Linked DNA regions of Homo sapiens: region 2 is linked to region 1. A link is an interaction called in ENCODE POLR2A ChIA-PET data of the cell type or tissue named here. Cell type or tissue: GM12878. All regions are shown on one strand. Links, peaks and the distances in the headings refer to the core of each region. The heading gives the core; the rest is flanking DNA. Region 1 overlaps HIKESHI (heat shock protein nuclear import factor hikeshi). Region 2 has its middle 8.2 kb from the start of HIKESHI.

Evidence for each region. ChIA-PET counts read pairs that join two places held together with the same protein. Peaks named below come from ENCODE experiments on the same cell type or tissue, not always from the same donor. Only the 100,000 strongest peaks of a DNase experiment are listed, where the experiment ranks them.
Region 2: POLR2A ChIA-PET joins it to region 1 with 6 read pairs; 6 of 35 experiments call an interaction of 5 or more read pairs at or near these places.

The regions. Positions count from the first base shown.
Region 1 is chr11:86,344,958-86,349,356 of GRCh38, reverse strand. It overlaps HIKESHI (heat shock protein nuclear import factor hikeshi), which reads right to left. Exons shown (of 5, transcript NM_016401.4): 5 at 3,414-3,773. The coding sequence ends at 3,719. All of the region lies in intron 4 of LOC105369421 (a long non-coding RNA gene), which reads left to right. Among named protein-coding and RNA genes, the nearest start is that of CCDC81, 28 kb to the left of the region's middle. In GM12878, for the core only: no CTCF peak of the experiment used is centred there; no DNase peak of the experiment used is centred there.
Region 2 is chr11:86,291,846-86,296,244 of GRCh38, reverse strand. It overlaps the pseudogene SETP17. Among named protein-coding and RNA genes, the nearest start is that of HIKESHI, 8.2 kb to the left of the region's middle. RefSeq lists a silencer at 4,084-4,378. In GM12878, for the core only: a CTCF peak has its summit at 4,251 (motif pointing right); DNase peaks (open chromatin) are centred at 2,814, 3,174 and 4,104; H3K27ac peaks cover 917 bases.

The DNA.
Region 1 (4,399 bases), core at 250-4,249:
TTTAAAAAAAATTTTTTTTTTTGAGACTGAGTCTCATTCTGTTACCCAGACTGGAGTGCAGTAGCACCATCTCGGCTCACTGCAGCCTCCACCTCCTGGGTTCAAGTGATTCTCCTGCCTCAGCTTCTGGAGTAGCTGGGATTACAAGCATGCACAACCATGCCCGGCTAATGTTTGTGTTTTTAGTAAAGATGGGCTTTCACCATATTGGCCAGGCTGGTCTTGAACTCCTAGCCTCAAGTGATCCACCCACCTCGGCCTCCCAACGTCCTGGGATTACAGGCGTGAGCCACCATGCCCAGCCACCTTTATATATTTTTGACTAATATTCATATCTTCTCTCCTCTGACAACTCTTTATAATTTTGGCCTTTCCCAAATTCAGGCACAGTAAGACTATGAAGATGTCTTTTATGCCTGAACTCTTCAGGTTTCCTTCACATTATGGAAGAAAAGACAATAGGAAAAATTAGGTTTGTTTGGCACTCTACAAATTTTAATTAATCCCCAATCATTTTAAGACTTTTTTTTTAAAAAAAATCAAACTTAAAAGAAAAAAAGAAAACTTAACAAATCAAGAGATTAGCCTTCTCCTGTTAATTATGCCAGGTAAAATTTGTGAATAAAAATGTTTCAGTGTTTCATTTCAGGTAAAAAGAAACATGCTCATGTTCATGTAAAGACTAACACAATAACTGTCTGCAAAAAGATATACTTTACGAGATTACAGACCAAGAGAATTATCACTGAATATTGTCCATAATATGTTGTACTCTCATAATCATTTTATAAATTGTATTGTTCCTCAATAGTGGATTCCACTCTTCTCTAATCTAGAAAAACATCATTGTCTGCAACATCCTCAACTATCAGCAAACTTAGTCTTCTGGAAGAGACATCAGGGAAAAACTGGCCTCAGTGAAAAATTAGCTCAGCAGATACTGTAACAACTAGCATGGCAGTAAACTCCAAGATGATGATCACTGGGTTTATGTTTCCCAACTAAATGACAAGTACCTTCTCCAGACAGCTAAACAACCACTCCATCAGGAGACCTTAAACCAATGATTCTTAGGAATCCTCCAGAAGCCAACATCTTTGGTGGAAGACTACTAATCAAGACCTTCAAATCAAACAAATGACAATACAAAGTAGACAGCATGGCAACAAGGAAGGCTACAAGGCAACAAGGAAGATTAATTTTCTGATACCTTTGCTACTTTCCCTCTTCTGCTTATTACAGTTTGGTACTCCCTAGAGATTGCCTAAAGGTTTCTCAGTATTCTCTCACATTTATCATTTTATACTTAATTCTTTATGGTGTTTTTTGGCCACCTTAAGAATTTTGAGCAGTTTTCTCAAACTATAGCTACTCCCTGAATCTTTCAAATTCCACCATAAAATATATATATATATATATTTCCTTTAAATTCTTGAGGAGGCCAGTTAATTCCCACAGGTCCCTTTTGGTATTTGAATTTTCTTCATATCATTAACCTCACTCTTCATTCTTGTAAAAACTGGATCTCTACCTTAATTAAACAAATATACTTCTGCTACAATCATTACAGCACTGTCAGCAGACAGAATCAAGCTCACCAAGGCAGGGGACAAATGTTGGAGCTATCCTCACTGCACTAGTCAGTTTTCTCCAGATTTTTCAGACTTCTCTGTAGGAACTATTTAACTCCTCTAAGAATATGCCCACCTCAAGGAAACAATTCTTGGCTCACTCCTGTTGTGATAAATATTTATATTTCTACTATCTTCTGTAACCCAGCCGGCATTATTTATGTCAACACCAGGTTTTTACCTGCCTCCTGTACACAAACCTACCTTGCATATATAGAATAATTGTTAGATGTTCAGATATTTAAAGCCCTTTTCTTTCCAGCATATCACGTGTCTCCGAGAATAACCAGAAACTTCCAAAATAAGGCAGGTATAGGCTACTCAGGAAAGCTCCCAGAAGTGATGACTCCTTATGCATACTGTGCAAGATACTATTCTAGAAGTAAGAATAATACTAGAAAATGTGGCCCAAAATTTCACTCCCATCATCTGCTCTGGAAGCCCAAGAAACTAGTTTAAATTCACTACAACCCAAGATTATCATGAATAATCATATATTCTTTTGATTTCTTAGCAGACCAAGGAATAGTTTGTGTTTACTTAGTATTTCCTGTTGTATCACTACAAAAATCACTGGGAAGAGGCTACCTGACTGTAGAAGAGGCACAACTGAACTTCAGGATGTTTTTTCAGCTTGGGTTTGGCAATCTAGGTCCTAGATACAAGTTGTAGTACATGAATAATCATTTTGCTTCTGGAAATTGTATTGCAATTAGCTGATGTTTTCTGTGCAGAGTATTAAAGACTGTTGTGTAGCCATTGCCAAGTCTCATGATTCAACAATTGCTATGGTTTGAATATTTGTCCCTTCCAAAATTACGTTGAAATTTTAATCCCAATGTGGCAGTACTGAGAGGTGCGGCCTTTAAGAGGTGATTGGATCATGAGGGCTCTGCCCATAGGTTAAGTTATCACAGGAGGGGAACTGGTGGCTTTATAAGAAGAGGAAGAGTGACCTCAGCTGGCACAAAAGCATGCTCAGCCCCCTCACTGTGTGATACGCTGCACTGCCTAAGGACTCTTCAGAGTCTCCCCACCAGCAAGAAGCCTCTCACCAGCTGCAGCCCCTTGGCCTTGGAATTCTCAGTCTCCATCATTGTAGGAAAAAAAAAAAAATCCTTTTCTTTATCAATTACCAACCCAGCACTTTGGGAGGCTGAAGTAGGATTGCTTGAGCCCAGGAGTTCAAGCCTAGTCTGGGCAACACAGTAAGACTGTGTCTCTGCAAAAACATCAAAAAAATTAGCTGGGTATGGGGGTGCACGTCTGCAGTCCCAGCTACATGGAAAGCTTGGGGCAGGATGAGCACTTGAGCCCAAGAGGTCATGGCTGGAATAAGCTGTGATCACGCCACTGCACTAAAGCCGGGACAACAAAGCAAAACTTCGTCTTAAAAAAAAAAAAAACATTTAAGTCAATAAATTACCCAGTTTTGGGTATTGTTATAATCAACAAAAAATGAACTACTAACCATCCATTAACAAGAAGAATCCTATATTCTACACATAAATGCCTACCAGTATTAAATAAAAGCTCACCAATATGGCAATTTTATTAAACTTATATGAATCTGCAGATATAAAAAGTGACAGCCAACCTGTATTAATTGGAAAAACTGACAATCTTAAGAAATAATCTCTGAAAATAATTTCTCCATATTTAAAAATGTATACTTCATATGTTTTTCAAGTCTCCCAAATTTTGAAATAGGTAATTGAAAAGTTAACTACTCCAGCAAACCATTGTTTCATTTCAATAAATGAATGATTACACATGCAATGGTACTTGGCACACTACTGTTTGGTATAGGTTTTATTTTTAAGTAAAAAAAATGAATCATAGCCAAAACAAAATGTCTTGCCTTTGAATGGTATTTTAAGCTTAAGGGGAAAAAAGTCTTTAATGATGAACATATTTTCATTTTTCAATGTTTTTAATTTTTAATAAAGATTTTTAATTAAGCTTCAGTCTCTAAGCAGTTTTTAAACTTAGGTTTCGTGATCCTTTGACCTCATACTTTTAGATGGAGTCAGTTATCTTCAAAACATGACAAATTTCAGAATCCATTAAAAATTATTTTATTCAAATTATGTTTTCCAAAAGAGAGGGTTCTGTGCTAGTCGTCTTTGAAAGTTTTCATACCTAGAAAAGAAAACACATATATTTACATTCACAAGAAAATTAAAATAGGATCTTTCATTAACTGCCAAATGACTTATCCAAAACAATTTTACATGTCATTTCTAAAAAGCTATAAAAAATCTAAAAAGATAATCTGGAAATGTAATTATTCTTATAAAAAGACAGCAAGCATAGGAATTTAAATATCGGGGCAGTTTTGATTAGCTTTTATCAGAGAGCACAAATCATAAGAAATTTTAGTAATTGTTTATCTTCTGCAAATTTAAGACCTAGAAGGGACCTAAGGAAAAAAATCAAATTCAACTCCTATTTCCTCATTCCACAGATGAGCAGATGAGAGAAATTTGCTCAGGGTCACATAGCTACATTATGCCAAAATTCAAACCTAGTGCATTCCAATGCTCTCCATGCTACACCATGGTACCACTTCTCAACAAACTCTTCCTAGGCATCCTCCCATCTCTAGGATACTCAAAGTGAAAAGAAATATCTATAAAACACGGGAAAGTTGGAAAATAGATTCATTAGCCATTCATGTACACAGTGCAGTATAAACTACTCTCATAGATGGTACTTCTAAATGAAAATACACAAATATTTATAAGCTTTAATAGTGGTCCCTAAAA
Region 2 (4,399 bases), core at 329-4,328, 53 kb after region 1:
TACATAAGTGGCCTATAAACATATGAGAAGATGCTGGATATCATTAGGGAAATGAAAATCAAAACCGCAATAGAACACTTTATACCCACTAGGAAGTAAGGATGTGGAACTGGAACGCTCATCCACTGCTGATGGGAATATAAAATGGTGCAGCCGCTGTGGAAAACAGCTACCATGTGACCCTGTGAACCTACTCCTAAGATAAAGAGAAATGAAAACATGTCCTCACCAAAACTTGTACATGAAGGTTTACAGCATCATTATTCATAATAGCTAAAAGGTGAAAACCCAATCTCTACCAACAGATGAATGAATAAATAAAATGTGGTATATCCATACAATGGAATATTATTCAGCATAAAAAATTAGAGTACTGATACATGCTACAATATGGATACACCTTGAAAATATTGTGCTAGGTGAAAGAAGCCACAAAAGACCACATATATGATTCCATCCATATGAAAGGAGAAATCATGTTGTCAAAATGCCCACCTTTGCTCAATATATTTCTCCCGAAAATGAGTTAGGGACCATGGTATGGAGAAAAGACCTCAACAACGGGGTGATTGAGCACAACAGCAAAAACACAAAGACTGCAAGTTGCTCCCAGGGATTGGATAAAATGTTTTAAAAGGAAGGTTGGAATCCATTGGTGTTCTGTTAGTCATCTTCTCCTTCATCTTCCTCTCCTTCCTCCCCTTCATCACCTTTATCTTCACCTTCATCCTCATCCCTGTCTTCATCTTCTTTTTCTCCTTCTCCTTCCTCATCATCCATTATTGGGAACCAAGTAATACTGTAATTGATTTGGCCAAATACCATCTTTGATGACCTTTCCTCATTCATCTGCACCTGCATCAGAATGGCCAGTAAGCCAGGTGAAGAAGCTCTCTGGTTCCCCATGCTGCCTCTTCCTGCTGGCATTATTCTGCATTTGACTTGCATTTTTCATCAAATCCTTTCCAGATTTCCATTTGATTTTAGTGAGTTTGAAGATGGAGCACCACTCTCATTCAGATGAAATTTTTTGGAGAGAACTTTATTTTTGAAGTCAGGATTTTTGTCAAAATAAAAACATTCTGTAACCTGGTTTAATATCTTCAAATTCTGTCACTTCAACACTGGTTAAATACGGCAGTGCCTCTTCATCCTCCTCCCCAAGCAGTGCAGACATTTGTGGATGGTTGACAAATGCTGTTACCCCAAAGTTTGGGATTTTGGCTATCAATTCAGACCTCATCTGAAAAAACAGTTGGCCGAGTTTGTTATATTTCTGTTCTGTTTTCAAAGTCTCCTCATTGGCTTATTAAGTCTACTTCATTTTGTACTTCATCAATATGTTCAGTTGCTTCTTGCTGTTCTTTTTCTCCCTTCTTCAGCAAGCCCAGACAGACTGATGTCTCTTCCAGCCTCAAGGCAGAAGGTGCTCTTGGTTTTTTCTTTTGAAGCAGAAATAGAAATCATGGGATTTGGGGGGCCATGTTGTGTGGAAATGCCAAAAATGAGACCACAGATCTCCTTGCCCCTCAGGAAGAAGCTCAGAAAACCCTAATATTATTGTTTTAAATCACAGCATCACAACCCCTGAACTTTTGCTACCTAGAACAGTGTAATGAAACCATCAGTAACAGTTATACTAGTATAAGAATTTCAGCTCAGAGTAGACATATTGTTGATTTGAAACTTTACAAAGGATAGTTCTCTCTTGAAGGCAGATCTAGGTAGCTTTCCCTGTTACTCTTACCACCTGTGATAAATTGCAAAAGTGTCACAAGTTCTTTCCCTACCTGGGTCCATGCCCTTGCAATGTGACTTTGAAGCTCCTCCTCTCAAGAGATGGAATCTATTTCTTCACCCTCTTGGCCTTCTTACTTGATTTGACCTAAAGAATGCAGCAGAACTGATAATGTTCCAGTTCCAAGCTTAGGTTTCAAAACTACTTGCAAGCATCTGCTCTAGTCCTTGTAAGTTTGCTGATTTACTACAGGAATAAGCCAAGGAGAGCCTGCTGGATAAGTAAAGACACCTGGACTCATTTCCTCAGCTAACAGCCAGATCCCATGAGCAAAGCTACCTAGCTGACTTGCAGCTGACCACAGTCATGAGTAAGTCCAGTCAAGTCCAAAAGAACCACCCAGCTGAGCTCAGCCCAAATAGAATCATGAGTTAAATAAATTGCTGTCCTAAGCCATAGAGGTTGGAGGTGTTTTGTTCAGCAGCAAAAGCTAACTTCTTTGTAATTCCTTCATCATATGAAAAAAAATTTTTTTTTTTTGAGACAGTTTCACTCTTGTTGCCCACGCTAGAGTGCAATGGCGCAATCTCAGCTCACAGCAACCTCTGCCTCCCGGGTTCAAGTGATTCTCCTGCCTCAGCCTCCTGAGTAGCTGGGATTACAGGTGCCTACCACCATGCCCAGCTAATTTTTTGTATTTTTAGTAGAGACAGGATTTCACCATGTTGGCCAGGCTGGTCTCGAACTCTTGACCTCAGGTGATCCACCCGCCTTGGCTTTGCCCAAAGTGCTGGGATTACAGGTGTTAGCCACTGGGCTCGGCCCATGAAAATAATTTTTATGTATTAGTTTCCCTTTCCTATAGCAAATGCTGGTAGATGTCTATTTAACATCCACTTCTTCCCTTCTTCCTTGTTAACAGAACCCCAATTTTGTCCTGGCATCCATCTCTCCTCTCTGTGACTCAGAAGCCCCAGGGGAAGCCCCTATTTTAATCAACAATTTACTCTTCTCTTTGCGGTGATTGGTTTAGGATCAGCCCCATAACCTGAAAGGAAGTGTTCTGGGAGCTTCTGAGAAAAGTGTCTTCATTGTAAGAAGGCCACAGTAAAAAATTAGTCAAGTGTTGTGGCACAGGCCTGTAGTCTCAGCTACTCAGGAAGCTAAGGCAGGAAGATCGCTTGAGCCCAGGAGGTTGAGGCTGCAGTGAGCTGTGATTGTGCCACTGCACTGCAGCCTGAGTGACTGAGTGAGACCCTGTCTCAAAAAAAAAAAAAAAAAAAAAAAAAGTTACACAGCCAGGCATAGTGGCTCACGCCTGTAATCCTAGAAATTTGGGAGGCTGAAGTTAGAGGATCTCTTGATCCTAGGAGTTCAAGGCTACAGTGAGTTATGACTGTGCCGCTGCAGTGAGTTATGACTGTGCCGCTGCAGTGAGTTATGACTGTGCCGCTGCAGTGAGTTATGACTGTGCCACTGCACTCCAGCCTGGGCAGCAAGTGAGACCCTGTCTCTTAAAACAAAATAGAAAAAGCCATACAAAGAGATGATCACTTTCTGTCTCTGTACTTTGACATATCTGAAGGTGATACTTGGAGTTGTAGCAACCATTTTGAAACTTCAAAAGGAACAACCTGAGGCCTGTGAGGTGGCTCACGCCTGTAATCCCAGCACTTTGGGAGGCCGAGGCTCAATCACTGGAGCCCAGGAGTTCAAGACCAGCCTAGGCAACATGGCAAAAAAAAAAAAAAAAAAAACCAAAAATTACCTGGGTGGTTGGCACATGCCTGTAGTCTCAGCTACTCAGAAGGCTGAGGTGGGAGGGCCTGGGCCCAGGAGGCGGAGGCCCTGACCTGGGGCCAGGAGACAGAGGTTGCAGTGAGCTGAAATCACATCACTGTACTCCAGCCTGGGAGACAGAGTGAGACATCTCAAAAAAAAGAAAAAATAATAATAATAAAGGAACAACCTGAGGAAAATGCCAGTACAATCAGAAAGGCAGAGAATGAGATGAAAATAACTTGTCTTTATTGATGTCTTGTGCTGTTGAATCAACTAGCCCTAAAGCCTATCCTACCTTTGTACTTACAGTTATGTGAGATAATATATTCCTTATTGCTTAAGCCAGTTTTAGTTAGCTTTGTTGTTACTTACAACTGATGTTATAATTAACACAACATCCACTAGAATATAAGCTCCAAGAGGGCAAGGAATGTGTCTATTTTGTTTACTACTCTGTCTCCAGTGTGTAGTCCAGCACCTATCCCCTAGCAAACATGTAATAGTTATTTACTGAGTGACTATAAGCATATTATATCAATCATCATTTGTTAAGTACGACTGCAACTGACACTTGACTAGACAGCATAAAGATCTAATTAGGGAGCCTGACTACTCTTGACTGTGAGTCAGTTCTTCAAGAGAACTTTACCTTTGCTTTCCACAATCTGGCATACAGTCAACCTCTACACATTTGGTGACTAAATTGACCAATGTCACAGAATTTTGCCAACTCTCCAGCAGGGGGTGCCCATAACCAGGTATTCTGGGCTCTGGGAAGTTTTTGGTTTTTTTTGTTTTTTTTTTGTTTTTTTTTTTTTTGCTCCTCAGCCCCTCCTTTGCTGCATTGCCCTTCATCTTCCCCCGAACCCCTCTTGGAGC